Linked DNA regions of Homo sapiens: all the other regions are linked to region 1. A link is a contact called in ENCODE Hi-C data. All regions are on one chromosome and are shown on one strand. Each heading gives the region's core, a stretch centred on a gene start or an enhancer-like site at or near the end of the contact. The rest is flanking DNA. Distances are from core to core; before and after follow the strand shown.

The links. Hi-C counts contacts between places; a loop is a spot of excess contacts on that map. Pooled maps may share reads with other maps.
Region 2: a loop to region 1 is called in a map with no recorded cell type, with 4 times the contacts of the local background. The contact joins two enhancer-like sites. A Hi-C loop is called at or near these places in 2 of 37 single-sample maps with no recorded cell type and 1 of 50 pooled maps.
Region 3: a map with no recorded cell type shows a loop between it and region 1 (8-fold over the local background). The contact joins two enhancer-like sites. A Hi-C loop is called at or near these places in 3 of 37 single-sample maps with no recorded cell type and 3 of 50 pooled maps.
Region 4: a map of Calu3 shows a loop between it and region 1 (2.7-fold over the local background). The contact joins two enhancer-like sites. A Hi-C loop is called at or near these places in 1 of 168 maps with a recorded cell type or tissue (Calu3) and 2 of 50 pooled maps.

Annotation. Positions count from the first base shown.
Region 1 is chr7:41,474,473-41,480,882 of GRCh38, reverse strand. It overlaps LOC107986787 (a long non-coding RNA gene), which reads right to left. Exons shown (of 5, transcript XR_001745183.2): 2 at 6,027-6,283. Among named protein-coding and RNA genes, the nearest start is that of INHBA-AS1, 220 kb to the left of the region's middle. Within about 2 kb of position 2,407, at least 2 of the 41 ENCODE cell types and tissues checked have a DNase peak (open chromatin) inside an H3K27ac peak, as active enhancers do.
Region 2 is chr7:41,104,690-41,110,656 of GRCh38, reverse strand. LINC01449 (long intergenic non-protein coding RNA 1449) reads right to left here. Exons shown (of 6, transcript NR_110832.1): 2 at 2,734-2,798. It overlaps LOC105375241 (a long non-coding RNA gene), which reads left to right. Exons shown (of 4, transcript XR_927190.1): 4 at 883-1,789. Among named protein-coding and RNA genes, the nearest start is that of LINC01449, 6.1 kb to the right of the region's middle. RefSeq lists an enhancer at 2,148-3,347. Within about 2 kb of position 2,901, at least 4 of the 41 ENCODE cell types and tissues checked have a DNase peak (open chromatin) inside an H3K27ac peak, as active enhancers do.
Region 3 is chr7:41,879,778-41,886,012 of GRCh38, reverse strand. No RefSeq gene overlaps it. Among named protein-coding and RNA genes, the nearest start is that of INHBA, 180 kb to the right of the region's middle. RefSeq lists an enhancer at 4,025-4,574. Within about 2 kb of position 4,277, at least 12 of the 41 ENCODE cell types and tissues checked have a DNase peak (open chromatin) inside an H3K27ac peak, as active enhancers do.
Region 4 is chr7:41,042,480-41,048,608 of GRCh38, reverse strand. No RefSeq gene overlaps it. Among named protein-coding and RNA genes, the nearest start is that of LINC01449, 56 kb to the left of the region's middle. Within about 2 kb of position 2,270, at least 4 of the 41 ENCODE cell types and tissues checked have a DNase peak (open chromatin) inside an H3K27ac peak, as active enhancers do.

The DNA.
Region 1 (6,410 bases), core at 1,158-3,657:
ACCTTGTATTTTTCCTGCTCCAGTCCTGAATCAGCCACTTCTCCAAGAAACCCTTTTAGTGGAGAATGGTATTTAGAAACCAAAATCTGGGTGCCAGGTGTGCTCATTACTATTGAGGTATTGCTGCTTTCCAGCATTCTCATTGGACAGAGCTAGCAAATATATGTAAACACACATACACACAAGCGCACACACATTTTTAAAGGTCAGAATCCGATGGCAATGCCAGCATCCAGGTGTCCACCCACTGCATGCAACAGAAGGACTTTGGCAGAATTACTTTGGGAGGGCAGGAGGCAGGAGAGAAGCCAGTAACTTTCCTTGGCATAGTGAGGAATATTCCTTGAAACAGAGCCAGCTTGATTTGGGAAGTAACTGTTCTGGGAGCCTTGAAGTCTGAAAAGGTGAATCTGGAATCCATTTAGAGTGTCTGTGGCATTGAAAAATGTGATTAGTGATGTGGAGAGCCAGGTTGAGAAACAGAATGTTGAGCAAAGGAAAATAATCAGAAAAAAAATGTTGACCGCTTAAAAGTAAAGGCAACAGAGATCCATTGAAGAACAAACCATATGAAGTAGAACAGAAATAATACAGAGAGGCATAAAAGCACACTATTTTGTCCTAAAAAAGATCTGAATTTGGGTACTTAAAGAAGTCCAGGGCTATCCGCAAAACAGTAAATATAGACCAATGCATACAAATAAAATTTTCAACTACCAGTACTACAACTACTATGATTACTGCTAGCTGTACATATACATTTCTGAATATACGTGTTACTCTCTGATACCAACACCCGCCTTAGGCCTTTAGACTAGGGAATGTTCCTGGCGTTTATTATCTCCTCTGTTGTTTTCTTATGAAGTCACATTGTTTTCTTGGCTTTCTGGGGAGAAATTTTGTAGGAGCCCTGGGTGTCCTTTTAAAACTTGATTTCATCTGTAAAACATCTAGTGGAAATTCTTGGACTTTTCCATCATTTGCAAGGCAATCTTTCCTAATTTATAACACTAGGACAAGTTTTATAATGATGATGATGATGATTTTGCTTTTCCTTCATTGTAAAAGTTATTTGGTAAATTCCCTCTTTTGAAATTGGAAAGGAAGGGGTCAAATATCTCCTCTCATGCCACTAAATTTTGCAGACATCTATTTGATCTTTGTACATTTCCTTTTATTATTATTATTATTATTATACTTTAAGTTCTAGGGTACATGTGCACAACGTGCAGGTTTGTTACATATGTATATATGTGCCATGTTGGTGTGCTGCACCCATTAACTCGTCATTTGTCATTTACATTAGGTATATTTCCTAATGCTATCCCTCCCCACTCCCCTCACCCCACAACGTTTCCTTTTAACTACTCTGATAAGATGAAGAAAATGTCACAGCCAAGACAGGAAAGTAGATTAATGTAAAGTTAGCTTCTCCTGTAATATCTTTCTCTCAGAATGAATTGGCACAGACCGTTGACCACTCAGAAAGCCTTACTCCTTGATGACAAGTGGAAAGTAAATGCTGGTCATTGGTTATTTGGCTCAAGTTTCCCCAGAGGTGAGCTCTGGACAGTGTACTAGGCTTACAAATAAGGACCCTCTTGTTTATCTCTTGTCCATTTAGAATGGTAGATTTAAAAAATTCCCAAGCAGTCTATGGCAGTCTCACTTAACACAATGTTTCTGGCCTTTTAAAAGCTCTGAAAAGTTTTGCTTTGTTTTGTTTCAGTGCCACTGTTGTGGTTAATGGAATATTGTTAGGAATTAAAAACAGAACTTGACTTCAAGGCCAAAAGCTGAAATTCTGATAACAAAAGTCCACCAGAAGATCAAATCTCTTAAAAACTGTGGTGCATTCCTGTGAAAATCCAGATTCTGAAAAGGTAAAAAAAGATCTGACCTTCAAAAAAGAGAATGTTCTCTGAAGATAATATTTTCTCAGCAAAAAACTTGAGCTCTAGCTTCTCTTCCAAAGATAAGTATATTAAAAAGATTTCTAGAGTTCTCAGCTATTACTGCAAGATTGACCACTTAAGGTTACATGGTTATAGAAAATTCATTACACCAAAACTTCCAAAACTGAGTTTTGGAAACAAAACACTACTTAACTCTTGATTATGTGACATATATGTTTCTATGTCTCAGTTTACTCATTTGAATAATGAAATAATTTTATCTGTCCTGCCTTCTTCACAGGATTGTTTTCAGAATCAGATACAGTAATGGAAATTAAGATCCTTTGTAAAGAAAAAAGAAAAAAAAAACACTACACAGATGAATAGTATTATTTCACTACGATTACTGTCCTAGCATCTTCCTAAATTGATTCTGAGTCCTATAACTAATTTCAGCATGTGGGCCTAGAACTCAGTTCTGCAATTTCTTGAAATGGGCAGTTTATCCCGAAGCATTTGCTTTGATTTCAGAAATAGAAAATGAAAAGAAAAAATGATTCATAGGGGAAGTTAAGAAATGATAAGATTAGAGTCAGTCATGCAACATAAAATTACAGAAATCTAAGAATTGAACTTGATTTTGGATGTGATCTAAGCTAGTGGTTGAAATCTTTTTAACTGTGTAAACGTTTATACAAATGAAATTTACTCAGAGGCCCTATGTGTGAATCAGGAAGCATCAAAGCTGCTCTGCTGAAGCAGTCGGCCCTGGGCCCCTCTTCCTGGTTTTCTGTGCTCTGTTGAAGGGCTCAGTTTAGAAGCCATCGATTTTCTTCAAAATGCTTTATTTAGCTACAGGATCCTTGTTCAAGTATGCCTTACTTGAAGTTAGAGGCCCAGTGCCAACAACAGATAAAGGAGTCATTGCTCTGTGGAAGCATTTGGGAGTTTTGGGGCTCATTTCTCCTGCCACACAGTTTTAAGTGGCCCTGAGAGAAGGGGTTCCATCTAGCACAGTTAGGAAAGCTTTGATCTCATTCACTCTTTCATCCAATCAAAAAATAACTTGGATAGCATCTTTGGCTAGCGGTCATCCATTGACTGCTGTTCTCTCTCACTCCTTAAAGAGGCAGCATACTCTGACATTCCACGGTTCTAGCTGTTTAAAAAATCATCCTGGGGTGGGGCTGAAAGCACAGTGCCTGCAGTGCAAACACACTGCCCCTGGCTGTGTCACTCAGAGCCTCTCAGACTCAGTTACACTTTCTTCTCTATGGTTGCTCCCCATGTTTTTGGAGTCTTTACATCTTCTCTCCAGTGCAAACATTTCTCGTTTCCTCCATTTTCTCCAACCTCCTCATTATGCTTGCTACTTGCCATGGGGCTAAGTGTTCATCAATATCCTTCTTAACATGTGGGACTCTGACATGCACCCAACACTCCAGAGCTGGTCTCCTCTACACATGTTCACTAGAAGCATTGCTACCTGCAAACTGCACATTGTACATCATCTTTTAAGGTAACTATAGCTCAGAGTCCATTTATTGAAGAGTTGTTGTTTATTGAACCCCTTTCAAGTTCAATAAACAGTACACTGGGCTGTGATTTGTTATGAAGTGTGAGAAGTCTACCACTGTCATTAATGCATGCTAGCAGGAGATGATGTTGTAAAATTTTATCCTACACACTTTGCTTTTTTCGCTGAGTTTTCTTTACTCCTTTAATGCTTTCTTCTTATTTAAGTTGCTATTGAACTGCCTATCAGCTAGTTATCAAGGCGGCCCAATAACATTGTTAGATCTTAGCAATCTTCTCTTGTGTAGTCATCAGGTAGGGGCTAGAGGTCATCACTGAGATTTTTCACTGACCAATGAATGGGCCTCACCTGGGCCCAAACACTTAACCAGCCAGAATTGTGGAAAAGTCTTGAACCTGTTTAAGAAAGTTTTAGCTTCTTCACAGTTGTACAGTCCATCAAAAATAAATAAATCAGTATATTTTAGAATTTTCAGATTAGGAGTTTTTGACTTTCACAATAGTCACCCAATGCCCTTTTAGCACCCCAGATGGAGACATTTTGAACTAATCCAATATTGGAATTACATTAAACAGTTTAGGAGAGTCTGTGAGTATAGTAGCAGCGGAGCAGGGTGTTACTGCTTTTTAAAAATATCTCAAAGGTCCACATGTGTAATAATATTTACTCTTGTTTTAAGCATTCTTTCCTGGGTCTCTGTGGAGTTGTGAGCTTTGAGACACAAAAGAAGGAAAAGAGAAGTAAACAGTTTCTACAGCAAGTAGAAGACTAATAATTCTGAAACCATCTTCCTCCCTAGGGTGAAAATTGGGGTCTTCTACTGAGAACCTGTAGTGGAAAAAACAGCAGTTAAACCATCTCCCTTTTGCAATTGTCTCTCATTTCTGAGATCACACTGTGTGGTAATTCTAAAACCTCTGAATGGAAATTGCTGCCATCATTATGTAATCCCTCTAAGCCATCAGTAGCACCTTTGGCTCCCCGTTTTGTTTTCATAATTCTAAATACACAATTTAATGAGTGACAGAGCTAGATGAGAAGTCCCCAAATAATGAAATCCAAGAAGGGAACGGCTGGCTGCAACCTTGGCTAATGCCAGTCTTTTTGTTGATCCAGATATTGTCCTCCATGTCTCCCCCTCCTGTTAGTCCAGGAACTAACCCATTGACACAGAAGTTACTTTGTGACTTTATCTATAACAAGCAGCATAATGCAGCTTGTGAGCATAAAGCAGCATAGTGAGCATTTAGAATGCACATCTAGTTTTCAATATGTCAAATCTAAAACTTTTCACCACAAAGTTAAAAAAGGAAGCAAATCAGTGAAAAACAAATGTTGGGGGTCAAAATATTGAAAAGGTTTCTGCAGTTATGTAGAAACATTTTTTGCTCGGTCAGTTATCAGCAGATGGATGCATATCTTGAGTCATTTAAGCAAAGCCAGACTGTACTTGTCCAATACATGACTATTTCCTGTTTTGGGGTCTAGCTTAGATGACCCTGTCTTCTGCTTTCTAGTTCTGATTTTCATAAAATCAAATTCCTCATTTTATCTTTGGACTTTCTTCTTTGGGAGCCAATGCTGGTTGCCTTCCTTCTGGGTAAACTGATATTTTAGGGGTGAGGGGATGCAGGGATAATGTGTTGGTAGAAAGGATTTTTAAATAGCGATGCCTAGGGGCCACTTCCAAAGACAGAGAACTTGAGCTCTTCAGGTGGAAAGGAAGCTCGGTGAGGAAGGTAGAGGTCTGTCTCTACTCATGCCCCAAGTTCATTGAACCCTTATCTTTTCTGGATAAACCTAGAGTTGTCACCCGATCCCCCGATCGTAGGAGCTCCCTGAGAACCACAGGGCTATCGGAGCCAGGAGGCTGGGAATTAACAATGAGGTTAAGTAAATAGATAAAGCGCTGACATTGGTTTTATGATTATTATGTTAAAGTTTTTACATGCATTAGCCTCTCTAATGCTTACCACAACATCATGTTATTACTGAAGGACAGAGGAGTACAATAGATATAAACCCACATGTTCTAGAGCAGGGCTGCCTTGAATAAGCTGAGTGACCCCGGGGGAGTTGCTTTACCCCTCAATGGCACAGATTTCTCATCTGTGAAATAAAAGTAAAAACATCAGCCCTAAGTGTTCATACCCAATTTACAGACAAGGCAACAGAAGTTTAAGACCTTACTCATGATCTCATGATAAGTAAGCACTGAGATTTGAGCCCAGGGAGTCGAAGTCTTTATAGTTGACCATGATTCTATCTGGCCTGTGGCAGTTACATTTATAAATTGTTTTCTCCTTTTTAATTTTCTCACCCTGAAATAGTATCTAAGGCTGTGCTTCTACCACTGGGATATAATAAGATGGTTCTAGTGGAATTAAGCAGCTGTCTATGCATTTTGGTCAGCTATTCCCAAAGTTTTTCAGCTCCTAAGCCCCTTCCCAGAATAGATCCCATAGATTTCTTGGGTATGATGTGTGAAAGGCTTCTTGCTCACATCTGGGATGTGGTATTTCTTTAGCCACTGCTGCATAATAAGTTACAACAAAACTTAGTAACTAAAACAATAATATGCATTTATTACTCACATGTCATTTGAGTATATGAACCCAGGCGCAGTTTAGCTTGGTGCTTCTGGTTCAGTGTCTCTCCTGAGGCTGCAGCCAGGATGTCAGCCTGAGCTGCAGGCACCTGAAGGTGACAGGGGCTGGAGAAGCCACTTTCCAGATGGCTTGCTCATGTGGCTGTGGGCAGGAGGCCTCAGTTTCCCACCACATGGACCGCTCTGTAGAGTTGCATGACTATTTTCATGATTTGGCCGCTGACTTTTTCCAGAGCAAGTGATCTGAGAGAGAAAGAGAGGGCAAGGCAGAAGACACAACGTCGCATGCTGTCACTTCGGCTGTATTCCACTAGTCCCACAGACCAGCCCTGGTATCATGTGTGGAGACAGGGGGTGGGGGCCTATAGCA
Region 2 (5,967 bases), core at 1,652-4,151, 370 kb after region 1:
CCAGTCTACCAGAATTTTGTAATAATAATTAAAGCCAATTTGCTACCAAGGTAACAATGAAATGTAGACAGAGTAGGGGTCAGAAATGGCATTTAATGATCCTCAGTGTTGCAGTTTATCATAAAGCACTCATACCTCATCTTCCTCACATTATTGGTCTAATACTATATCTACAGTGTTTCTCAGGGGCTTAACCACACATTACGTAATGCTGAGTTTTCCAGAGAGGAGTCATGGCTCACACCCTCAGAGCAATATGGTGAATATATAGAAGGGCTATGGCCAGGTGTGGAAACAGACAGGGATTGGGGCTATGCATTCTTACTTCTTTAGGTCATCCTCATGTATCATTTTTTTTTTTGGAAAGTACCATATTAGTGGATTCCTGAATTACACAAGACACTCTTTGTCTCTCCCAAATGAATGGCACCTAGACCAGAAGGAATGGTTTGATTGTAGGATAGAATGGAGGAATGGAGAAATTGACAAAACATTAACCTAAGCAGAAACTGCCTAACTATCTTGTTTCCACTGAAACTCTGACATATAAAATAATCAATACATTTTTATAAAGTAGTTAAAATTTATTTTTTACTCTTCCTCATACTAGAAAAGATTTGAGAAGATTGCACATGTGTCACATGCAAGAAGAAGTCAGAAAAACTGAAAGATGTGACTCTTTGGCATCGAATACCTTAAAATGCTGTTGAGAGTCAGCAATATGAAGTAATTGTCCTATGTTATGGGAGTAAATAATTCTTTGCTAAATTATGTTACATGAGAAAATGTGACACATATCTGAGACCATCTCAGGTATTCCAGAGTATATCATATATTCCAGAATTATAATGATTTCTTATATTTTATGTCATTTTTCTATAGGTCCTCTTTCTTCAGACTGAAATATAGCCTAGAAATCTTGAAGACATCTAGAGAACAATCACGTTGATGAATATGTGCATACTTAATAATGCTATAAGAAAAGATAAAGAATAAGTGGGGTCTTAAGTAATTATACATTGGTCAAAGGAAGAAAGTTGAATATCTCAGGCAATTGGCACAAGACAAGGAGGTCCCAGGAAATTTCAAGACACTAAGAACGCGAGTTTGAAAATGTCATGGATTAGGAGAGTGGAAGAAAATAAGGTTGCATGCATGGGGATTCTTGGAAATCTTTAAAATGGGGCAATGCAGGAAAGACTCATCCCAGGGACCCCCAAGGCTCTGATTAAGGAAAGTGACCCGGTATCGTTGAATTTAGAAAGGTTGGTCCAGTGTTATAGCATAAGGCAGGGAAAAGGCAGAGATGGGGAATCCAGACCAAAAGTTGGTGTAATTATCCAGTTATGAAGTGAGAAAGACCTCAAAAGCTTATTTTTTTCAGTCAGACAGATATATTTTGCTGTTGACTTGTATGGCTTGGCTTAATCAGTCACTTGCCTAATTTCAATAGACATACATTTGGGTAAAGGTAGTTTCTAAAAACCAAATCACCTCAAAGAACAAAGTTTGACCATCATTTACAACATTCTAAAGAGCCTCACATAGTATTTTAAAGCAATGGCAAAACATGAATGGCAAAAATATTTTCAGCATTGACATCATCAAAGAAGAGAACATTTTGGTCTGCCCTGCAAAAACTGTCATATTACAGTATCACAGCATTCCTCAAAGTGCATTGTAGAGCATTGATTCTTTGAGGACATTAGTAGGTATTAGGGCAGGGAAATTATTGTGTGTTCAAATATATTTGAAATGTGAGAGTCAATAAACAAGATCCTTACTGTAAGATTTCTCAGAATATTTATATCCCAATGGGGATGTCCCCATTATCCAAGGACAATATCCCAATGGCCTTTGTGCATACATGTTGGAGCTCTAGCATGTAGCATTTCCAATTAGATTTGACCATGGCACTCTACTTTCATGTCCCATCTCCTAGTACTAGTGTGTCACTGAATGCACAGTAAGAAATGCTTGTATATGCACATAGAAGATTACATTATAGTCTTTTGTGCCATGTAGATATATAGATAAAACATATTTTAAAGATATATGCATGTGTAATTTCATTAGGATGAAATTATTTCATAACTGCAAAGAATTCAAGTTATTCATCCTTTGCTAATTGCCTTTGGCTTTAAGGCTTGTCAGAATTCTTCTGCTCATTAAATTCATAATCTCCTTCTGAGGGAGCGTTGAGGACGACTTCACTGGAGTGGCTCACCCACACACAGCCCCCAAATCAGGCTGTTCATCATCTGAGTGTTTTTCTTCAAGCACACAAAGAAACTATTTTCTTCTGGGTAGGGGCTTCCCCTGACCTCCCACCCACCCTGGTTAGGTAAAGAGTCATCCCCAAAGAGATGTGTCATTCTTGGAACAGAACATCCCTTGGCAAACATTCACTGAGTAATCATTCAACTAGAAGCATAAATCTACCCCGAGGGTCGGAAAAACCCATAGTGAAAGAGAATAATGGGCAAAGGGAATTGCATTCCAGGCTATTAAAATAGACACGGGCACTGAAGTGAATGTGCTGAAATGAAACAAAGGGAATTCTCCAAAATTCAAACATGGAACTCTGGGTGATAAACTCTCGACCTGGTCCTGATTAACTCTTAAGTCACTCAGAAGAGATCATCATTCCCTTTTACTCGGGACAGTATGGTGGTTGATCCACACTGGGCCATTTCCTGTTGACTTCAACACGGGGCTGATGGTAAAAACAACCTTTCTTCTTTTTCCCCTATCCTTTCTTCTCCACGCCCCTTCCATATGTGGCTATCATGTTGACCCTGCAAAAGATATTAGACAAAAAGTGAGTCAGAGCTCAGGATTCTCCGGTGAGTCAGAGCAGCCTACCTGCAGCCAGACAGGCCTGGGGCAGAGAGCAGCATTGGCACCAGCTCTGCTCTGTAGGTTGGAACGGGAGCTGAGAGAGCTGTACTTGCTGCAGAGGCTGGCGGGGAAGTTTCTGCTGGGTGGGCTAGGCACAGGTCCAACAGGGATCAACATGTTCTCGTCACGATTCAGACAGACGCCTGACACCAGGGGGGATCCAAGCTGGAGCTGCCCAACAGGTGGGCAGAGCATTGCTCAGAAATTCAGACTGGCCAGGGGCTTGATTTTCAAAGAGGCAGGATATGGAAGTGGTTGGAACATGGGCTTCTGGTCTCATTTCCATCCCTTGTAACTGTGATTGTGGACAAGTTACTCAACCTTCCTGAACCTTGGTTTCAGATAGTGTTACCGAGGCTCTTTTAAAGGATACAAGGAAATAAAATACCCAACATTTATTCAGCACCTACTATACTGTGCAAAAAGTCGGCTAGGCATGATTACATTTAATCCTCACAACAATCCTCTGGAAGAGGCCTTATTATTATCTCCATCTCTGAGGTGAGGAAGCTGATATTCAGGTCACCATCTAGTAAGTGATAAATCCAGACCTGAGTTCAAGGGCCAAAGTTTTAGCCAAATACTCTCACCAAATCCAACTCTTCTCTGGTAGTAGGATACTCCTACTGCTGGTAAGAGTAGGAATGACATTCTTAGCCCAAGTTCTTGATGGATAGTGCCAACGCTTGGAGTAGGGGAAAGGGCAAGGTGACAGCAAGGCTGTGGTCTTCTTAGTCCAAAGTCAGAGCTGAGAAACTCCTCAGCTTGTTAGAAAGGATGCCAAAATCTCACAGAAGGGACTTGAGAACAGAAAGGCATCCACAGAACTCTGGCTTCAAAGTGAGGCACCATGCAAGTGGGCAAAAAACAATGAAGAAGTGCAGGGATCAGCGCAAGGACATGACCCTGGATTAGCATCCAGCACAATCCAGAAAATCAGGAAAGAGTATGGCAGTCTGCTACATGGAAGGTGACTGTGTCCCAAAGACCACTGCAGGACTGCAAGAGGTTTAGGATAGGATGCGTGGGACAAAGACAGTCAGTGTTAGCTCAAGAAATGGAGCTATGGCTGGGCATGGTGGTTCACGCCCAGCACTTTGGGAGGCCAAGGCAGGCAGATCACTTGAGGTCAGGAGTTCATGACCAGCCTAACCAACAGGGTGAAACCCTATCTCTACTAAAAATACAAAAATTAGCTGGGTGTGGTGGCGTGTGCCTGTAATCCCAGCTACTCAGGAGGCTGAGGCAGAAGAATTGCTTGAACCTGGGACACAGATGTTGCAGTGAACCAAGATTGTACCACTGCACTCCAGCCTGGGTGACAGAGGAAGACTCTGTCTCAAAAAAAAAAAAAATGGAGCTACAAATTAAAACACAGACAGAAAGCCAAATGCTGCGTGTTCTCACTTATTAATGGGAGTTAAACATTGGGTACACATGGACATAAAGAGGGCAACAATAGACACTGGAGAAGGGGCGGTGGGAGGGAGGGTTGAAAAACTAACTATTGGATACTATGCTCACTACCTTGGTGACAGAGTCAATCATACCCCAAACCTCAGTATCATGCAATATACCAATGTAACAAACCTACACATGTACCCCCTGAATCTAAAATAAAAGCTGAAATTTTTTTTAAAGTGTTACACACAGTTGCTGGGAATGTAAATTAGTTCAGCCACTGTGGAAAGCAGTTTGGAGATTTCTCAAAGAACTTAAGACAGAGCTATCATTTGACCCAGCAATCCCATTACTAGGTATACATCCAAAAGAAAATAGATCATTCTATCAAAAAGACGCATGCACTTGTACATGTATTGCCATACTATTTGCAGTAGCAAAGACATGGAATCAACCTAAATGCCCATCCATGGACACTTGGATAAAGAAAATGTGGTACATACACACTATGGAATACTGCACAACCATAAAAAAGAATGAAATCATGTCCTTTGTGACAACACAGATGGAGCTGGAGGCCATAATCCTAAGTGAATTAACAGAGGAACAGGAAACCAAATACTGCATGTTCTCACTTATAAGTGAGAGCTGAACATTGAGCATATATGGACACAAACTTGGGAACAATAGACACTGGGGACTGCTAGAGGTGGAAGCGAGGCATCAGAAGTAAACTACCTACTGGGTACTACGCTCACTATCTGGGTGCAATATACGCATCTAACATACCTACACATGTTCCCACTATATCTGCAATAAAAGATGATTTTTTAAAAAAAATAGTATATTGTTTCTAGCTAAGTTTTGAGATAGTTTTTACACATCAACAGATAACCTTGACCCTGATGCCCACTTCCAATTTGAGCCCTCAATTCCCTTTATTTAATAAATCCTTTAAAATCTTAAAAAAAAAAAAGAAGTAGGGCTAGAATAAATTTGCACTTAGGGATATTAGGGGACTTCTGTGGATTGCTTCCAGAAGGTTAAAGATTAAAAGTCATTCCAGGTTATTTCTTCAGTAATGTAGTATTTTCTAGTGTAGTTTAGTGTGGAGTGGTGTGGTGTAGTGTAGTATACTGTAGCATAGCATAGCACAGTGCAAAGTAGTGTGGTACAGAGTAGTACAGTGGTGTGCTGAGGTGTCGTGTAGTTTGTTGCTTTGTCATATATAGAGAGCAATATGGTATAATGCAGTGTGAGACACAGGGTTGTACAGTGTAGTATAGTGTAGTTTAGTTTGCTGCAGTATCATTATATTAGTAGTGTAATACAGTAAAGAAGGAGCCATGGAGCTGAAGTCAGGAAACCTGAATTCTCATCCTTTCTGTGCCATTAGTAAGCTGCATGGCCTTGGATAAATCAAGTAGTCCTTTTTTGGCTGCTTTTTTCTGTAATATATAAAATGAGGAGGTTGGAAAAGATGATCTAGAAGGTCAATCCTGAGACATCCCACAGCTTGGTCTTACTCATGAGATCTCTAACAATTTATACTTTCTGCCAAGATTTAGAGATTCCTTATACAGACTTTCCCCAAGTTTAGAATGCCAGATAATGTTCCTGGAAGAAAGTAGAAAAGGGAAAAGGCCATAAATAGATTTTAGTACC
Region 3 (6,235 bases), core at 3,028-5,527, 400 kb before region 1:
TTCCATTTAGCAAGTGGAGATTTAGGACCTGGTATGTCGTCATAGCCCTGATTATTCTCAGGCCAAAGGAGATTAGGTCGTCCAGCCTATCTCCAGTTTCCTGGAGCAGGAAGGAGAAGTGAGAAGAGAGAGATAAACAGGGATGAAGGAGGGACGTCTGGATGGCTCTCCCCTGCCATCATACAGAGATCCCTAACTCAACAAACGCAAAGTGCATTTACCGTCTTTATCCCCCAAATTGCTTCTTCCTTATGATTCCTCCCAGTCCCCAAGCCCATAAGCCAGTCACCTGGTCTGGCCAAGCCCACTCTCACCTGCAATTACTGCCACCTAGCAGGTTTCCTGGCCTCCATCTCCCTCCCCTTTCCCAACCTTCCCCTCACCCTCAGCAACAGTCACATTTGGCTGGGATCTTAGAGAAAGCCATAGTCATCTTTGACTGTGATGCTTCCAGTGTTTTCTTCTTACCCTAAAGCCTTAACAGACCCTCACAGGCTACAGAAGGAGAGCTGGCACTGCTCACTCCCAGACCTGTCTCTCCCTCTCAACCTGGGACCCTGAAAGCCTCAGGTTTAGTGGGTTACCTCCAGTTTCTCACTCTCTCTCACCTCTGAATCTTTGCACACACACAATTCCTTCTGCCTGAATCACCTTCCTCTTTCTTATTTGACTAACTCAAGTTCACTCTCAAGGTTTCAACTTAAATATCTACTAATTATCCCACTGTCAATGAGTTGGCCCTCCTCCCTGCTTCTCCAGGAGCTGCTACTCTGACTGCATCTTGGAAGTGCAAGTTTTCTTGGCAGTCATTCCTGAGCTCTGTGAGGGCAGGGGCCATGTTTATACTGTTCTGGTGGATTTCTAGAATTTAGTACAGAACCAAGGACACAAGAGGTACTTTATAAATATTTCCAGAATGAATGAGGGAGTAGATTAAGCATAGTGTTGTTAAGTCTCTGTCAATCATGGTAACATCCAGGTGTTAGGAAAAGAACATGAGCCCCGGAATCAGACCAAATTTTACTTGAATCCTGGGTCCAGTAGTGGCATGGTGTGTTAGAATTCTCCAGAGAAACAGAACCAATAGTAGAGATAGACAGATAATAGAGAGATAGATGGATAGATAGATGGAAGATAGAAAAAAAGAAATAGGATATATACAGAGATCTGTTTATCTATTGATGATGTATAGATAGATAGGTAGATCAATTGATTGAGAGAGACTGAGATTGAGATTTATTTCAAGGAATTGGCTCACACATGATTGAGGGCTGGTAATTCCAAAATCCACAGGCCAGGCCCAGCAGGCTGGAGACCCAGGGAAGGGCTGGGCTTGCAGCTGGAGGCCAAACGTGATCTGCCACAGAATCCCCTCTTCCTCTGGGGCTTCTGTGTCTTGTTCTATTCAAGTTTTCCACTGATTGGATGAGGGCCAATCACATTACGGAGGGACATCTGCATTACTTGAAATCTATTCATTTAAGTGTTACTTGCATCTCAAAAGTACCTTCCCAGAAACGCCTAGACTAGTGTTTGACCAAATCTGGGTACCGTGGCCTAGCCAACCTAACATAGAATTAGCCCTCACATGAAGTGATCTAGGTAAGTTATTTAAGATCTCCTAGCCTCTGTTCACTTCACATTGATGCGATAATGCCCGCCTCATGGGGCGGTGACAAGGATTAAAACAGACAGCATGTCTGATAAACAGCTGTGACATTGCTGGCTCATGGTAGACAGTCTCACCTTCTTACCTCGCTCTCATTCCAACCATGCTCCTCCCCAAAAGGAGGGCCACGTGGTAGCAGAGCTTCGGAGTGTGGGACATTTTCTGCTCCTTCTACACCCTTCTTAGTGGAGGGGATACTCCTGAAGGAGAAGGACCCTCTTTTCCCTGTTCCTGGAGGCTGGCTGCATGCAGCCCATTCATTCTATTTCCACAGTCACGGAAAAGAGGGCTCAAGGAATGAAAATCTGCTGAGGTCAAAGCCCCATATAGACTACTGAATAGAAGTAGGGGTAAAACCCAGACTGGAATTGAATTCTGTGTTCCTTGTAGATTTTATATCCCCCTCACCCCGCCCAGCCTCTGGGTTCCACAGGAGCTCTGGAATCACAGAAAGTCAGCAAACAAGATTCTATTTCTACCAAGGATCCACTGAGCTCCTTCTCCCTGTCCACAGACATTGCAAATGGATGTGCATACAGACCTCCCTGTTTGGCTTTTGTTCTAATTTCCTTGAAATAGTTAGAGATGATTTTGTGTGATTAACAAAGTTTATTTCTTTGGTAAAGGCAAGACCCATAGACCTCCTACTATTTTAAGCAAAATTAGCTTTCTTTCTTTGTAAAAAAGAAAGATAAAATATTGCCTATCATGTGTGTGGCCTGAACACAACCTTCAAAACATCTTAAAGGTTATCCATCAAGTTTCTTAAAAGGAAATATATTGGTCTTAATTATTCTTATCTTATTATATAATATGCTGTGGATTTATTTTTTAACCTATAATCTTATGCCAAAAGAGGCCATTTAGGTTTATTTTTATTTGTAGAGTGAAACAGAAACAAAATATACGGGCCTATGTTTGCTGTTTTAAATTCTACTCTCTATTACTTTTCCTTTCAACTTGGAAAGGAATTTTGTGCTACAGGACGTTTGGCCCAGGGTCAGCGGCGCTCCCTGCAGGCCGGTGGGGATGGCCTGAGAGAATTCTGGGCCAGCAGGCGGCCATATATTTCTTCCATAATCCTGTATGCGCGGGCAAAGTATCAGGCAAAGGTATAAATAAAACGTTCTGACTCCACATATGGTATTTTGGGTTTACAAATCCTTCATAAACTTTTTCCATTCCTATCAGCAGTTTTATTCATTATGGGACATCCAGCAACTCTCCTTTCGGGATTATTTGAGAAGCAGTAAAGGCTTCCTGTGAAAGGAGCACGTTAGCTGTAAGATTTGTGCAAAGATCGAGTGCCTGGCGGGGAGTAATCCCTAGACTGCGGATCTCAAATGTTTGGTGGGGTTTCCCCTACTGCTGGCTTTCATGTTCTCAGGGCATCATTACTGCGGTGGTGCAGCCGTAATGATGGGAAAGTGCCTGCTTTCTCTTTTCCCCCAGGGCCCCAGGGTCATATCTATGGGCTGGCAGACATGTTTTCTCCTTTCTCTTTCCTGTTTGCATTCACCTTGTGATTTTACTGATTTGGGGGTTCAGAGTGGGAAATCAGGCCAAAAATATATACATTCGAGATTTAAAAACTGAGTTATATCCAGCTTCCCCTTGCAATTTGAAATTATACTCCTCTTTCCATCTCTGTGTAAGTATGGGTTTTGACCAGTTTACGGAAAAAGTATATATTGGATCAAAAAGAGGCAATAGTTGGGTGTGACCTGGGAGCCAAAGTATCTAGACACATCTTAATGGGTGGCCTCATTCGTAAGAACAAAGAGAAAGATCCCTTGCTGACTGAGTAGAGGAGAAACAGACATCCTCTGGAGCTGAGGCTGGCAGGGGACGCTACAGCGAGCCGGCCAGTATGAGTTCACAGCCCAGGTCACACACCCTCCCCTCTGCTTGGCAGCAAGCACTATGCCTGGCACAAGTTATTAAGTGTTGTTCAATGTTTTGGATAAATTAAGAGGGGCAAGTGCCAGACTAGATGGTGCCACATTTTTAACTCTGTCCTCTTCCAAACTGTAATCATCTTGGTTCCACCTGCTAATTACCATTCGAATGTATCCCTTCCACTACAATGGCATTGCCTCGCCTCTGATCCTTGGCTTCTACAGCTATTTACTATTACTCCAGATTGGGGTCCTCAGCTGCAGTCAGACCACCAGATAGATCTGTGAGTCCTCAGAGAAAGATCTACCTGTTAGCTAATAAACTAATAAACTTCAGCTCAGGGCCTCACTTGCACGGTCCCTTACAAGAGCTGGGGGAAGACCTTGCAATGTGTTCACATGGTCATATATTTTTGTAAAATGTATTAAAAGTGAGCTATATTTAGCCATAATTGGTTAAGACTGCTTCCCCTTTCTGTTTCGACTTCCCCTCTGTGCACCTACTGTTAGGGTGTCAGCGTCGTCACCAGCACTTTGGGGCCCCAGCTAAAAGGAAGTTGAGTTGCGAATATATTTAGTTTGGGTTCAGTAGGGGATATTTTTGTGGTTGGTAGTTGTTTCTGAATGCAGTTAAGTTATTACTAGTCATCCTGGTGTAGGAACGGCTTCTAGGAATACTCCTACGGCCCCCTGCACTGACGCACCCAGCCTCGTGACAGGAAGTGGAGGGTCAAACGTCATCTGGTGATATGAATTTGTCCTGCAGCATCTGACACCAGACGTTTATGCAGAATCAAGGAGAAGCAAAGTTTGAAATATACAAAGCAGGAAGCTGGTCTCTGGAAAATTCTTCCAAAGTCAGATATGTAAAATCGTAAGCAGAGGACTTTGTTTTCAATGACAGCTAGTCAAAACAGAAGTTGTCTCCTTTCAGGAATATAGCACGCCATGCTGTGTATACAATTATACAGGCCTCATACATTTTCCTTTCCTCCTTGATGAGAATTCTGCAAAAGAGATTTATTGGAATTCTCATGTTTTAACCTATGGTTGTGGTATTTATCATCATTCTAAAGTTCTATTTTTTTTGAGGTTTATCTTCTCATTCTAAATAACTGTTCAGTTTTATACCTAATTATATATTCTTGGTTTTGAATTTTTTTGCTTAAGAAGGGCTCCTCAAATTGTATAACATCAGGTTCCAGAAGATCTGTGTAAGCCACTGACTGTCCCTGGGGTTGTAGTCAGCCTGGTCTTCTCTTTTTTCTAAATTGAGACGGAGTTTCACTCTTGTTGCCCAGGCTAGAGTGCAGTGGCTCTATCTCGGCTCACTGCAACATCTGCCTCCCAGGTTCAAGTGATTCTCCTGCCTCAGCTTTCCAGATAGCTGGGATTACAGGCATCCACCATCACACCCGCTAATTTTTTGTATTTTTAGTAGAGACAGGGTTTCACCATGTTGGCCAGGCTGGTCTCAAACTCCTGACCTCAGGTGATCCACCTGCCTTGGCCTTCCAAAGTGCTGGGATTACAGGCATGAACCATTACGCCTGGCCAGGCTGGTCTTCTTAAAGCAGAAGGCTAGTAGGTGACGGCCCCCTAATTGGAATACTTTGACAACCTTTATCCTTCATAAACTGACATCCACTGCCCTCCTCCTACCTTTCTCATGCTATAGACCAGCCATGTGCACACTGACAGCTCCTGGGACACACAGCTTCATTGTTCGCCCCTCACCTCCTTTGACCATGTGGATCCCTGTAATCCCAATGACTACTTCAGTATTTGTTAGATAATCTTCTGTTTGTCTTTCAAAATACAGCAAAGGCAGAAAATAATGCAGGTGAGGTGAAAACCTGCCAGCATTAGAGTTGGCATAGGGTAGACTGCAGGGCCATGAGTGTTCACAGCTGGCCTCCTTGAGCCAGCCTTTGTAGGCTTATAGGGCCTGGAGCTCAACCATCAGTGGGAAATCTGGCATATACCCCTGGTGCCTGGCCCCTTTCTTGACAAAGAGTGAGTGCCAAATCCGTGTTGTGAAAGGCATCCATGAGACATCCCACTGTGGGTCCACCACCTAAAGCTCTGCAGCAGGAAGGATGTTGGTCTGGACTCTGTCCAGGCCTCTGGACTTTGCTTTTCCCTTCCCCCGACCTTCTGGTTTCTCCCCAGTCTATGTCACACGGTGCTCTGCAGTGTCTGTCTGGTCTGGTTATGGAATATCTCCAGCCACCTCCATTCTCATGCCTGCAATTCCTGACATTCCTGCTTTGCCCCATCTTTCAAGGCCAGAGCTCTGGGAATACCCTGGAGAGAACCATTTGTTTCTCCTTCATTCTTCATTTATCAAAATTTTCTCATTATCTTTCTCATTCTTAATTAGTGTCTGCCAAAGGAAAGGTGTCTGTAAATAGACTTCATCTTATATTTGTGACTAAAGGGTCCAAATCACATGTGGAAAAACAGAGCAGTAACTGGAGTTGTAGATATTCTTTGATTACATATCTAGTATTATTGGCAGGGACATTTATGACAATAAAGAAAAGGCCAGTTATTGTTGACAATATTTACTGAAAGCCATTTCAAGCAAGCACCTTTTCATTATTTAATATGTGCTTTATTAAATCACAAGACTGTTATACTAAATTAAGTCAGAGTTTTATTAAAA
Region 4 (6,129 bases), core at 1,021-3,520, 430 kb after region 1:
TTGCCCTAGAGTCTCAGAAAAGCTCAAGGAATTCTGGCTCCAACACCTACTATCAGTGTGGCTATGTGTTAGTTTCTTCATTAACAAAAATACCAAGCACATCATATTTTTTAAATCTTAGTTGAAATAATTCTAGTACCTTGCTTAGAACAATGCCTGACCCATAGGAAGTTTCAATAAACACCAGCTATTTTAATTACTGTTTCACCTTTTTTTTTTTTAGCCGATGAGGAAACAGAGAAGTTAAACAACTTGCCACATTCTCAGCCGAGGGTGTGGCTGAGCCAGGGTTCAAACCCAGACCATCAGCCATCGCAGCCATATGCTCTCAACCGGGCTTTCCTAAGAGGAGCACTCAGGGAGCACCCATGACTATAAATTCCTCAGGGCCAAGCTGCTTGGGGTCCTAGTGGGATGAGGAGGTTCTGAGCTCCGTGACTCTTCCCTGACGGCAGCTCAGAGCCTTCTACATCAGGGCAGCAGGGGCCAGAGCAGCTCAGCCCAGCGGCCGCAGCAGTTCACTGACATTTGACATTGTTTGTCGGCAGTCACAAGTGGTCACTATCAAGGATTACTATTTGTGTATCTGTGAGTCACAATATGCCAGATTCATCAGAGCCAGATGTCACAGTGAAACCAGATGAGGCCCTCAGACAAATCCCACGCGCTTCGTGTGTCAGGCCTATATCCATTCATAAAACAGCTCCCTCCCAAAATATAAGTCTTGAGAAAAAAGAAAAATCTGAAGTTGGTTGTGCAATTCTGAGACTAGTTGCAATTGATTTCCAAGCCTTTCCCGCAATGCCTCTCATACTTTTAATTCTGGATTATTCTTCTACGGCTCAAAGCAGAGAAGGAGACATAGTGTCCATCATTTTACCCCAGAAGAGACAATAGAAATGGAAAGACTTCAGTAGGTGAGCTCAGAATAATAACATTATTTTTGCTATTGTAAATACAAAAGCTACTGAAATATCTTGTGGTCAGAATAAGACAGACGTGCCACTAAACCCCTCCCCACTTCTTTCTTTTCTTTCTTAAACTTTGGACTGAGCCACTTTCTCAGAAGCACAGCTGAAAAACCCTTAAAAACACATGCACGCATACACACTAGTCTCAGGAGTGCGAGGTGTCTGGAGTAAGGATTAGAGAGGTTCAAGTCGGTTCCCCTTGTTAAAATTACAGCTGCACCAAAGATGGTACAGTATATCAACCCAGGGCTCAGGAAACTTGTCCAGTTCTCAAGAATGAGAAAATGCAGCTGTGCTGGATCAGACAGATTGTGGAGGGTGAAGCTTCCCTCTCCCCTTCACCACGCTGTCCAGAAAGAAAGGTCAGAGAGATGCCCAGCTGTGCCAGGCAGCATCCAGGAGGACTGGGGTCAAAGCATGTGCATTTGTCATTCTGCAACTGTTCAAAAGACAGGTACACATTTTAAACAATAACAACAAGCATGGAAAATAAGCCCTGTATTTAGCATTTTTTCATTTTTCAATTTCACATTTTCTTTTCCTCCAGGGGTTGAAATTTAATCTGTCTTTTAGCAAAATGGAGCTGGCTCTCTCTCTTCTTCTGGCTTTTTCTCCCCAGTATACTCCCAGTGCCTATCCCAGAGATATGCTCAGCTGATTATGAAGCCTGTGCATTGTCGCCGAAGCCTGTTGTCACTATGGAAATGTGTTTGAGGGCAGGTGGTTTTTTCATCTACCCTCACTTGCAAACACACACACACCTTTGCAGCCATGGTGACCCTGCTAATCTTCAAGTTCAGCACTTGTCAGGTGCTGACACAGAAGGAATCCCAATACAAAATGCACCCATCGTGGGGCGTTCATGCATGTGAGTGTGTGTGTTTGGCTCCCCTGTAAGGTTTCCAATTTCCCATGGGACCCACTATTGCAGTAATTGGAGTGATGCAACCTCATTCAGTAGCTGTTCTAAGAAACTTTGGCCCAGGGCTACACTTGTCCCTCTTCCTGAGATGTCCTCCTTGACATTTCTCCCCTCCCCAAGAGGCACTTTTGGTAAGTGAGGCAACACAAACATCATTCACCAGCTGCACACCGGCCCCTGAGTTTGACGACCTACGTTATTGGCTAGCAGAGTCATTTTTTAGTTTAACTCACATCCGGTTAGGCACAAAGATATTTTTAAGGCTACTTGGTGGGGGGCGAGAACACATCAGGGGTCACTCCAAATTCATTCCAAATCAGAGCCTCTCAGGCCAACCCCACAGAGAGCCAGAAGGAGGAAATGACTCACTCCCTGGGCCCATTGCTCTCTCGTAATATGTTAAAACTCCTTCTCCCGTGCAGAAGTCCAGGGACCATCACTGAGGTTCAGCTGCTACTTGAAGTCAAGTCCTGCCCCAAAGGCACCCATTGCCCTCCTCCTCTTAGAGGAAGCCCATGTTCTGTGGATATGTGTATGTAATGGGCCATCCTTATATGGAATAAAAAGTTGACAGAAACAGGTTTCCCAGCTTCCCACTTTCCTGTGATGATCTCTGAATGTCGGTTGGTGAAATGAGATGATTAATAAATCCCTAATAAATAGGAATCACTCATTTCCCTTACCTCACCATTCTTCAGATCCATTATTTTCAAGTGAACTGGTAGATACAGTTAGAACTGTATAACGATGCATTGTCCTTCATTGGGCCAAAATTTATAATATTTATGTACTCACTCATTTATCCATCAGGCCATCCATCTATTCAAAAATGCCTAAGTGCCCAGTCTCCAGCACAGCGAGACCAGGAGACAGATGCCATTCTAGAGCTGATGGCTGCCTGGGGTTGGAGAAAGGCCAGGGAGTAAACAAAGGCAATCCTGTGGCACCAGATCTGAGGCTTGGAAAGCATGTGAGTGGCATCAGGCAGGTGGTCAGTGCCACCTGCAGGCAGCAGGAAGGCTTCTGAGGCTGGAGGAGCAGGTATTTCCAGGCATGGAACTGGCAAAGTCACAACAGGCAATGAAAGATCTTTGAGCCATTTCACCTCTTGCCCTTACTCATGGGACTTTTTCTTCCTTGATTTCCCTAACCCAGCATGAAGGAAACTCTGGCACACAGCAGAAAGCTAGCAAAAGCCCACTGAGAGAGGTATGAGTACATTAATAGTGATGAGTAGTTAAAAGAAAGATAAATACAATAATTTTTTTAAAAAGTGAAGGCAACTGCATGGGAGGATCGGTGAACACAGGGTTGTGAATGGCTGCTTGTGGCTCACTCATCCATGGCAGACACCACTGCGCACCACGGAAGGCTTTCCAGTTGAGTTAAATGGCAAAGGACTCACAGCCCACCCTATTGGAGTATAAACTGGCACACAAAACGGAACCTACTTGCCATTTGCATTTGTAGACTATTCTTATGAGGATCTTGACCATGAAGAGTAAAATAAATAAAATCCTATAAAATATTAGAGAGGAGAATATTTTCTCTATTAGAGTCTTTGAATGTACCTGGAAAAAATATAAAATAGAATGTCTACATAGCAGTCATATCGCATATGGTAACAGCACTAAAAGAAACGGATATTTCTAGAATGCGTATAATTTTTTTCACTGTTGTATTTGTTCCTACATTCAACAAGTAATTTGGATTACCTGTGATGTGCAATGTGCTCTCTCGGAGGGTATTGTGAGGGTTATTGAATTGTGAAGATAAAGGGTCATGGGTATTGCAGAGAGAAGGATGAACTTTCCAAAGTCAGCATTTAAGAAAGATCTAAAGGACGTAGAACTGGACTTGAAAAAAAAGTGGGTTGTAACTTATACATGTGGGAATTGGTATGACATTTTAGAAAGAAAAAAATAGCCTGAAAACGCAGAAAAATAAAAATTAGGAGGAGAGGGAATTACAGGGAAAAATTTAATGTGTCCAGAATATGTATGCTCTATGCTGAGTGCAGCCTGGGCATTAGTTAACTAAATCCTCTCTTAATCATGTTCTGTCAGTCAGTATAAGGGTCCAGCAGACAGTGTACTCATATTCTTATATGTTGAGACCTTAAGAAAAATAAGTGACATTTTTAGGAAGCAGAGATCATGAGAGTCATAGCTAATAGGACCTCATTCATTGTGTCTATTTGGTCCTGGGAGAAAAGCTCAAACCACTGGCTCAGTGCCAGGCTGTCCTTCCACCTCTTGGTAGGAAGCGTATACAGCCAGGCTTCTTGTTCCCAAGAAACAAAATATAATGGATCTGTTGGAAAAAAATTATTTAATTGCTTTGATCTTCATTTTTCTCAGATGCAAATTGTCGAGAAATATCAGCCTCAAAGGATTGTTGTAATTAGTAGACAAAATATATGAGTCTAGCCAGATAGAGAGTAAGTGCTCAGTATACATGAATTATGGATTGTGGATAGTAAAAGCATGTTTCTGATATTGGTGGTGCATCAGAATCACTCAGAGGGCTTCTTAAAACACGGATTTCTGGGTCCACCTCCAGAGATTCTGATTCTGTAGGTGTGGAGAGGACCTGAACATTGCAGCCACAGGTGATGCTGCTGGTTCATGGGCCACTCTGTGGAGACCCTGCACTGGGCTATACTGCTTTTCTCTGCTGCATCACTTGACACACCCACTCAGGGGCCTCTAAACAACTCTGGACTCAGAGATAGAGCTGATAAACTCATCCAGGAAAATGTTTTAGATAACCCAATTTGCTACCTATTAATTAAAATAAATGAGAACAAAATAAAATGGTAGAATTTATTTCAGGCACTTTAGGTCCTGAAGTGAAAAAAATATATAGAGAAAGAAAGAGTTAGGAATGCTTTTGAAACCATACCTTTCCTATTAGTGCAGTGATATTGGAAATTTGAGAATTTCCTGGCTAATAAAATGTAGTCATCTTTCTACATAGCAAAAAGGCTACTGACTTCATTTGGCCCGTGAATATTATAGAATTCAAGTTGCTTTTTTTATCTATTCTTCCCCTTCTCTTTTCCACCCTCCCAACTCCATTATCCAGGACAGGGCTACACTGGGCACTCAAGGACAGCTTTGGCTGACACTTCTACAATAGACAAAGCATTGTTTAATTTGACACCCAACTGAGCATAGATGAAGCAGCCCTGGGAATAGGTCAGACACATTCTCTAAACTTTAAGGTTTCTTCTCAAATGTCTTAACGTTAAGGTTGAAAGACAGAAAACCCTAACCCACATCTCCCTCTCAAATATCCTGAGGTTGCTGAGTAGAGCTTTAGAACAGAAACTTAGCTCTTCTGGGAAACCACCAGTTTTCCAACAAAAGACACAGCACAATGAAAACTTCTGAGATTAATTGGAAAGTAGCAGATGTGGAAAGAAACAGCAGTATGCTGGCCATACATGTAAATAATCCTGCCTCCCTTAGTCCCCATCTCTAGTGGAAAATCAGCATAAAACTACTTTCTGAGAAAACTCTATGTGGAAGAATAGATGCCTCCCTCTCAGTACAGGTTAGCAGCCGCATCAGTTAGGAGGGTCCCACGCAAGCAACCAGGAACAGCTTCAAAACATTGCTGACCAGTGGAATCTGAGGTGAACTTCATACCGTCACCTTAAACAAAGAGGGAGAGACCATAACGCACGTGGCTGCTTCTTTACAAGAGATTTTCCCCATAAACCTCATTGCCTTTGCTATCCAACTGGCTCCCACCAATGTGTGCTCATGAACGTGTAAGCAAAGGAAACAACATTTATTGAGTGCCTTCCTATGTACTAGATCTTGTGCTAGGTACTTTACAAATAATATCTCATTTAATCTTCACAGCAACCCTGTGAGGAAATGCACATGTTGCATTAACAGATGAGGAGATGTGGGCTTAACCAAGGTGCAGCCACTTGCTTAATGTTAGTGATATGACCAGGATTACAACCTGGGCCTATTTGAAGCAACATCCAACCATTGCTGTCACCAAAAGATCTGTCTGGCTTTTTCTAATTTTAAAATTACAGTAAACTACACATAACAAAATTTACCATCATAATCATTTTTAAGTATATAGTTCAGTAGTTACGTATATTCACATTGTTGAGCAACCAATCTCCAGAGACTTTTCATCTTAAAAAACTGAAACTCTATACCTATTGAACAATAACTCTCCATTTTCCCTTCCCCTCTGCTCCTGGCAATC